Regions from separate parts of the Homo sapiens genome. Here all the other regions are linked to region 2. The links are chromatin contacts, found by Hi-C or POLR2A ChIA-PET in ENCODE. All regions are on one chromosome and are shown on one strand. The core of a region is the stretch at or near the end of the contact, and the rest is flanking DNA. Distances in the headings are between cores, read along the strand shown.

What was found. Hi-C counts contacts between places; a loop is a spot of excess contacts on that map. ChIA-PET counts read pairs that join two places held with the same protein, here RNA polymerase II (POLR2A). Pooled maps may share reads with other maps.
Region 1: a pooled map shows a loop between it and region 2 (2.8-fold over the local background). The contact joins the promoter of DENND2B here to the enhancer-like site in region 2. A Hi-C loop is called at or near these places in 2 of 50 pooled maps. POLR2A ChIA-PET finds 5 or more read pairs at or near these places in 2 of 52 experiments (BJ and RWPE1).
Region 3: a pooled map shows a loop between it and region 2 (4-fold over the local background). The contact joins the promoter of ADM here to the enhancer-like site in region 2. A Hi-C loop is called at or near these places in 1 of 168 maps with a recorded cell type or tissue (heart left ventricle) and 7 of 50 pooled maps. POLR2A ChIA-PET finds 5 or more read pairs at or near these places in 1 of 52 experiments (B cell).

What each region holds. Positions count from the first base shown.
Region 1 is chr11:8,809,303-8,812,002 of GRCh38, forward strand. DENND2B (DENN domain containing 2B) reads right to left here and starts at 1,372. Exons shown (of 20, transcript NM_213618.2): 1 at 1,215-1,372. DENND2B-AS1 (DENND2B antisense RNA 1) reads left to right here. Exons shown (of 5, transcript NR_120590.1): 5 at 775-974.
Region 2 is chr11:9,363,199-9,365,898 of GRCh38, forward strand. No RefSeq gene overlaps it. Among named protein-coding and RNA genes, the nearest start is that of IPO7, 20 kb to the right of the region's middle. RefSeq lists enhancers at 513-1,712, 1,348-2,049 and a silencer at 1,343-1,522. Within about 2 kb of position 1,278, at least 41 of the 41 ENCODE cell types and tissues checked have a DNase peak (open chromatin) inside an H3K27ac peak, as active enhancers do; they include B cell and heart left ventricle, where a contact is called at or near this core.
Region 3 is chr11:10,303,750-10,306,449 of GRCh38, forward strand. ADM (adrenomedullin) reads left to right here and starts at 1,324. Exons shown (of 4, transcript NM_001124.3): 1 at 1,324-1,480; 2 at 1,931-2,049; 3 at 2,200-2,349; 4 at 2,583-2,700. The coding sequence starts at 1,952. It also overlaps a transcript of SBF2 not described here. RefSeq lists silencers at 236-295, 786-885, 1,066-1,115, 1,796-1,845, 1,866-1,915.

The sequences.
Region 1 (2,700 bases), core at 122-2,621, 550 kb before region 2:
TGCCCCCTCATTGTTTGCCAGAATACAAAAGACATTCTGTTCAGAAAGTTCAAGAAGAAAAACTGAAGAACCAGGACAGCAGCTGTTCCCTCATCCCACAGAGAAACCAAAGGCATTTGCAAAGTTCCCTGAGGCCAAGAAGTGAATTTAAGACATAACATGGCTCAAGTGGAAGCACAACCCCTGATGGGTCTCCGTTGCAGGAAGTGTTTGCTGCATTCATCCTCCTCATAATATTACTGACAACCCCACTACCCTATCACCTATAAAACTGCCTTTCTGGGAGGGTCTCCTTTCCAAGGCCACACAGCTCACCATGTACCACTCCTCTAGGTCAGAACAAGTTTTACCAAAACTTAGGACAATCAGTGTAGGAGTGCACAGCGTGGACACTGCGTGCCCTGAGATTTGGTCAAAATGTAACCAAAGGAATCCACCCGGCACAACTACAGTGCCTCATGTTCCCCAGCTCTTAGCAGCTGCTGCTGAGAGCTCACTCTGGGACATCTGGATGAGAAACCTGTTTGCAGGCCCCCCAACCCCAAGCCAGCCCCCTCCTCCACCTCTTAGGAAAGTCTGTGATCGACCTTTTGATGTGGGAGGACAGCTTGATTCTTACCAAGCTGCCTGGAAGAGAGAGAGTGCAAAACCCCAGCTCAGGCATCCCTGTGACAGTCCCTCTGTCCTAATAAATGCTCTAGAGGGACTTGGAACTCACCACAGGCTCCTGGCTGAGCTTAATTAGCCTTTTTTTTTTTTTTTTTTCCATTACAGGTCAGACATAGCAGCACCAAGAGACAAAACAGACAGTGTTCACTAGGACGAACAAGCGGCTCAAAAGGCACTGGAGTTTCCCTGTAAGAACTACAAACACCACGGGAGTGATGTTAACTCAGATTTTTCCATATAAAAGATTCTTCCTGTAAAAATATCCTGTGCCTTTGTGCTAAATAAAAGTAAAATGATGCTTTTTAGAGTGAAGTCTAAACACCTCAGATTCAGCAAGAGTGAGATCAGCTAGATTTGCAAAGTCAAGAAAATTGGCTGTTTCCCTCCTCCTTAAGCTAATAGAATCCAACTGTTGGAGCATGACATCATTCCTGAGCCCCAAACCCCGAGCAGAGACTACAGACACTCGCCTGACTCCCAGAAAACAGCCGGAGAGAAGGGCCAGGAAAGGAGGCCAAATGATCCCAGCCCGGAGCTGCCCTTACCTGAAAGTCCCGCTGCTTTCCTGCCCACTCCATTCTCACACCGCAGCCGGCTAGGGAGCCCAGGGCCCCCAAATCCACTGGCTTAAGCTCCGATACCTGCTGCGAGCTTCCCACAGCTCCTTCCTCTGACCTTTCGTGGCGCTCCTCGCAGCCAAGTGAGCAGAGCACTGCTAGCCGGCCAGGCCGGTTGTCATGGAGACCCTGTCCTCGCTAGGCGGGCGCGCGCACAGCGGCGCGCTCTTGGCCTAGCGCGTGCACAAGGGCGCTCTCTTTTTCTTTCTTTCTCACTGTCTCTCTCTCTCTCTCTCTCTCTCTCTCTCTCTCAGTTCTGGGAGGCTTCCATGAAACAGCACTGTCTTTTGATCAGCTCGGTTTTTGCATGCATTCCACTCCTCCTACCTCCCTTCCAGTCCAACAGGGGCTCTGAACTGCTCCTGGGAACTTGCTTGAACAGCTCAGAGGGGAGAAGGGAGAAGACAGTGAGTGGACTTGTTTTCTTCCCCTCCAGTGTCTCATTTTTTATAACTTGGAAGAATCCCTGCCAGGGGGGAGGGAGCTAGCTGAAGCGCTTGAAGGGGACCCAGCTTCCTCTGGGTCCTGGAGCTCGGGTAGGAGGGACCCTGATGCGCTGCCTTGACTTGTTTGTGCACTTGGGATTTTTCCGGGCAGCAGTTGGGGCGGAAATGCACTCACATCCCAGGAGCTCGCCTGGACTGGCCTCTCTGCTTACCTTGCTGCCTGTCCAGGTTGTGGCGATGGCTTTAACCAGTGCAGGGACTCATGGTACTAGTGGTGGCGCCTAAGCAGTCTCTCATCTTCCTGAAATGGAGAGCAAAGACAACTCGGTCAGGACCAGGAAGAATCCTGGGCAAGTCGAGAGTCACAACCCAGACGACAAACCTGATACAAATACAGCCTTGTCTCTCTGCCCTGCTAAGGATCTGCAGCTAAGGTGCAGGCTTAGTGGGAGCTGCTGTCACAGTCGGTAATAATATTGCTCCTGTCAGAAAATGAGCACAGTCCCTGGGACACGGCAGACCCCCTAAGTTTAGTCCCATCCCCATCCCCATCCTGTCCCTTCCTCTCCCCCCTACCCAGCATACATTTCTGCTTTGTAACATTCTTTTTACATGTATCATTTTGTTTGATCCTCATAACCTTTTGAAATACACTGCACAGATATTTTTATGACCATTTTTTCAAGTTTATTTATTATTCTTCTTAAATTTCTTTTAGAGACAGGATCTTGCTCCATTGCCCAAGCTGGAATGCATTGGTGCAATCATAGCTCACTACATCATCAAACTCCTGGGCTCAAACAACCCTCCTGCCTCAGCCTCTGAAGTAGCTGGGACTACAGGCATGCACCACCACGCCTGGCTACTTTTTTAATTTTTATTTTTATAGAGACAGGGTCTCACTATGTTGCCCAGGCTGGTTTTGAACTCCTGGCTTCACGCAATCCTCCTGCCTCAGCCTCTCAAAG
Region 2 (2,700 bases), core at 28-2,527:
AGCACTTATTACACAGTATAATGACGACGTGATTATGTATTTATCTCCCCTCACCAGAGCTCTGGAGGGCAGGAATCCGAGTACCACAATACAGGATGCAGAGCAGGCCTAAAATATTTATGGGAAGGATGGGAGCCGGACTATGATGGATCGCTTTAAATACCAGGGAAAGGACTTTCCACTCAAACCAAAATTCAACAGAGTATTAAATTTTCTTGCACAGAGGAATGACTTGCAGAATACAGTGTGCCATAAAAATGCACCCGGTCATTGTGTGAAGTTGGATGGGAATGTGGCAAAACCAGTTAGGAAGTTGCTGAGGTGACTCTGTCCATGGAGAGGAAGAACTACATCTAAAAGGCATTTCAAAGAAAATACAGGCCAGGCACGGTGGCTGTCGCCTGTAATCCCAGCACTTTGGGAGGCCAAGGCAGGCGGATCACGAGGTCAAGAGATCGAGACCATCCTAGCCAATATTGTGAAATCCTGTCTCTACTAAAAATACAAAAATCAGCTGGGCGTGGTGTCGTGCGTCTGTAGTCCCAGCTACTCAGGAGGCTGAGGCAGGAGAATCGCTTGAACCCAGGAGGAACCCAGGAGGGGGAGGTTGCGGTGAGCCGAGATCGCGCCAGCCTCGTGACAGAGGGAGACTCCGTCTCAAAAAAAAAAAAAAAAAAAAAAAGGAAAGAAAGAGAAAATACAAACAAAAGCTGAGATTTGCTGAGTTCCTACCATGTGCTACGCAATGCCAACAACAAGGTGGCATGGAATAATCCTCATGTCTGTTAAGTGGGTGGGGGTAGGAGTGGGGGTAGGAGTAGGGGAGTGTCACACATCTGCAAACGGTAACGTTGAACTTCCAAAGTAGGTCCATCGGGCTCTCAGGACCCGCGGCTGTCCGAGGCCTCAGTTGCCTCAATTAGTCTTAGGCTAACTTCCTCCTTGCGCTGGGGGGTGGGGAATACTTTCCCGTGCGGAGGCCTCAGCTCCTCAATGTACAGAGAAGAGCCTTGCAGGGCCTAAACACTGGAGTTCAGGGATCCTTTATCAAGCTGCCAAACCTTTTCAGGGGCTTGGAAGGACACCTAAGGGCGGAAGCGGGCGCGTTGTGGCCCCCGTGGGGCAGTGGGAAGGCAGCAGGGCCTCGCGGGCGGAGGCCGGAGCGCCGCTGACGCCGGAGCGGAAGCCGCTGAGTCATGGTGGGGGCAGGAATGCAGCGCATTTGGAGAAGGCCCGGGACGCCGGCGGCTCCAGCATTACTGAGCAGTGACTTGGCGTCCGCACCTTCACTGCAGTCGGGAACCACCAGTGACGGCGGTGACCGGAAGAGCTGAGTCACCGCAGGCGACGGCGAGCGACGCCGGCGGGGAGGGGCTGACGCGCCTGGGGCCGCGCGCCTGGGCTCCAGGGCCCCGCGCGTCGCCACGATCCCGACGTTGCAATCCCCGCCAGCTCGGCGGGGGCCGCACGGGGCTGGGTCTCCCGGATCCCGCCCGGGGATTGGAGTCTGAGGCTGAAATTTGAAATCTTGAAGTGGCCCCAAGCCACAAATACTACAGACTGGTTTCAGTGGGAATTAGGACCTTGTGAAAGGAGACAGCAGTGCCCCAAAGACTGGGTAGATTTTGAAGATCAAAGGCACTTGCCTAGGAACAAAAATGATTTGCCTGACTCAGTTCCAAAATGCAGCAAATAATAATTAAAGCGAAACACACACGCACTGTTTTTTTTAAATGCAAGAGCAAAACTTTTAAAATTCCAAAAGAAAATAAATCTTGGTTTCCGAGATGAATTCGTCAAAGGAAAATATCTTGGGGCCCCCATATCACTAAGCTAAAGGGAAAAGTCAAGCTGGGAACTGCGTAGGGAAAACCTGTCTCCCATTCTATTCAAAGTTACCCCTCTGCTCACTAACATAAATGCGTTATCTGATTGCCTCTTTTGGAGGCTGGGTGCGGTGGCTCACACCTGTAATCCCAGCACTTTGGGAAGGAGAGGCGGGCGGATCACTTGAGGTTAGGAGTTCCAGACCAGCCTGGCCAACATAACGAAATCCCGTCTCTACTAAAAATACAAAAATTAGCCGGGCATGCTGGTGGGCGCCTGTAATTCCAGCTACTCGGGAGGCTGAGGCAGGAGAATCGCTTGAACTCGGGAGGCGGAGGTTGCAGTGAGCCGAGCTCAGCCACTACGCTCCAGCCTGAGCAACAGAGCCAGACTCCCTCTCAAAAAATAAGATTAAAAAAAAAAAAGAATCCAGGCTGGGCACGGTGGCTCACGCCTGTAATCCTAACACTTTGGGAGGCCAAGGCGGGTGGATCACCTGAAGTCAGGAGTTCGAGATCAGCCTGGTGAACATGGAGAAACCCCTATCTCTACTAAAAATATATAAATTAGCTGGGCGTGGTGGCGGGCGCCTGTAATCCCAGCTGCTTGGGAGGCTGAGGCAGGAGAATCGCTTGAACCCGGGAGCAGAGGTTGCAGTGAGCCGAAATTGGGCCACTTCTCCCCAGCCTGGGCGAAAGAGGGAAACTCCATATGAAGAAAGAAAGAGAGAGAGAGAGGGAGGGAAGCTCAAAAGAATGCAACCATTTGTCTCCTATCTACCTATGACCTGGAAAGCCCCCATTTCCAGACCAAACCCGTGTTGATCTTATATATGTCGATTGATGTCTCATGTCTCCCTAAAATGTAGAAAAC
Region 3 (2,700 bases), core at 74-2,573, 940 kb after region 2:
TTAGTAGGACCCCAGAAACCCACAAGCACGAAGCAGGAAGCCCCGTGGCTTAGCCTTTCCTTCCCAGTTTGGCCCCCAGGAGAGAAGTAAGAAAGAGAAGAAGCTGTGATGAAAGAGCACAAACGGGTGACAAACGTGTCTAGCGTGATTCATCATGAACAGGCACAAATTCTTTGGGCGGGGGCTAGGACTCTCCTTTGCCCCTTGAGAAGTTGGTGACCCCAGCCTAGAGGAATCCACGCCGCGCCCCAGTCGGCCGTGCTAGCGTGTCGGGCCGAGTAGGGACTCTGCTGCTTCCTACCTGCAGGGTGACTTCCCCTCTCTGCAGATACCTCCCCTCTCTGAGCTTGAATTTTCTACCTGCTGAAATGGGAAAAGGAATGTTACCTTCCTTGCCTGACTCAAGGGTGGCTGTGAAGCTCAAAGTAGACTGGGATGTGGCCGTGCTTGGTAAACTGTAAAATGATTAGCATACGTGAAGCGTTAGTGTGCTCCCTGGCAGTCAGTCCTCACGTTTACGATGGATTAATGAAGGCAGCCAGGCACAATCTCAGGTTATGACCTTATAAGGCATAATAGGATTACAAGGAGGCAAAATGAAACAGTATATTTCCTCCTAATTTTGGTTATTCCTATGTTTCCAAATAGAAATGAAAATTCTGAAATTTCAGATAATTCCCCCCTCCAAATCCCAATTCTCAATTTAGCTTTTCTGAGCCTTGTCCCTACCGTGAAATCTTACTAGCTCACCCCGAAACGCCGGGGTCTTGGTCCTCTGGGGGACTAGTGAGTCCTGCTCCTCTCGGCTTTGCTCCGTCCCTGCCCCGGCCCCTCCGCGGGAGTCTGGGGTCGCGGCCCGGTCAGGCGCCAAGCCGGCAGGGGGGCGCGGTCCACTTGAGGCCACAGCTCCCCAGGTCCAGGGCTCGGGCCATCCGCGCTGTCCCTTCCGCGGGCTCTTGCTGTTCTTCGCCAGGAGGCTTTGCACTCCGGGCCGCATGGGTCCTGGATAAGGACCTCAAGAGGTTGTAGTGGCGCCCCTTCGCTCCGGCGTACTGTCTGAACCCTGTGCCCAAAGAGGGCTGTGGCAGTTCCTGCACCAACCGCCTGGAGCCCATACCTAAGCCCTCTGGGCACGAGGGACCTCCTCTCCCCCGCTCCCCCCTCCCCCCATCCCAACTCCAGCCCCAAAGGAAGCAATGCGCGCGTCCGAGAGCAGGAGCGCGCGTGGCTGAGGAAAGAAAGGGAAGGCAACCGGGCAGCCCAGGCCCCGCCCCGCCGCTCCCCCACCCGTGCGCTTATAAAGCACAGGAACCAGAGCTGGCCACTCAGTGGTTTCTTGGTGACACTGGATAGAACAGCTCAAGCCTTGCCACTTCGGGCTTCTCACTGCAGCTGGGCTTGGACTTCGGAGTTTTGCCATTGCCAGTGGGACGTCTGAGACTTTCTCCTTCAAGTACTTGGCAGATCACTCTCTTAGCAGGTAGGTGCCGCAGACCCTGCGGGTTAAGAGGTGGGGTGGGGGGCAGTGCTTGCCAAGGCCCTAAACTGGGAGCGCTGGGTGAGGGGAACAACCCACTTTGGAGGGTTCTCTGAGAGATAGATACACCCCATATCCTGGGCCCAGCTCGTGCACACAGCTGGAGGTCCAGAGACCCAGTCCCCTCTGCTCCGTCAGCCAAGTTCCAAGAAGTTGAGCAGAGACCCTCTGGGAGCCTGGCGGGGTGCAGCGGCCTCCCCTGCGGGGCCTGTCACCCGGCCGGCGCGTGCAAACGCCTCTGGCGCCTCTCTGCGCGGAGGGAGATAAGCGTCTGAGCCAGGGAAAGCGCGGGCTAAACCCGCCTCGCCGGGGCCCCTGCCCGCCCTCCGTGCCCCGCCCGGGCGGTGCAGCTGGCCCGGGTGCTCACGCTCGACTCTCTTTCTTCTTTTCCAGGGTCTGCGCTTCGCAGCCGGGATGAAGCTGGTTTCCGTCGCCCTGATGTACCTGGGTTCGCTCGCCTTCCTAGGCGCTGACACCGCTCGGTTGGATGTCGCGTCGGAGTTTCGAAAGAAGTGAGTCCGGGCAGCGCCTTCCCCCTTGCTGGTACCTGGCAGGCAAGGGGAACTGACCGTTGGTCCCGAAGGTCTAGAAGTGAATGGGAGCAGGGACAGGCCTGGGCGTCACCTGAACGCACGCGAATCGGGTCTGCTTGTGTTTTCCAGGTGGAATAAGTGGGCTCTGAGTCGTGGGAAGAGGGAACTGCGGATGTCCAGCAGCTACCCCACCGGGCTCGCTGACGTGAAGGCCGGGCCTGCCCAGACCCTTATTCGGCCCCAGGACATGAAGGGTGCCTCTCGAAGCCCCGAAGACAGGTAACTACGCCCTGTGCTGTCCAGGGACGGGAGGGAAGGAAGGTGTGCGGGAGGAGTTCTCTGTCTCCACTCCCCTGGCCCGGGGGATCGTCGGGGCTGGACCGCAGCTCAGATGGCGCGAGCAGTTTCCAGCTCCCTCTGGCTCTAGAATGGCTCCCGTTCCCGGTGTTGGGGCCAAAGCTCTGCTTGATGGGGTCTCAAGTTGCCTTTCTTCCCCCTCCCCCCGCCCGCAGCAGTCCGGATGCCGCCCGCATCCGAGTCAAGCGCTACCGCCAGAGCATGAACAACTTCCAGGGCCTCCGGAGCTTTGGCTGCCGCTTCGGGACGTGCACGGTGCAGAAGCTGGCACAC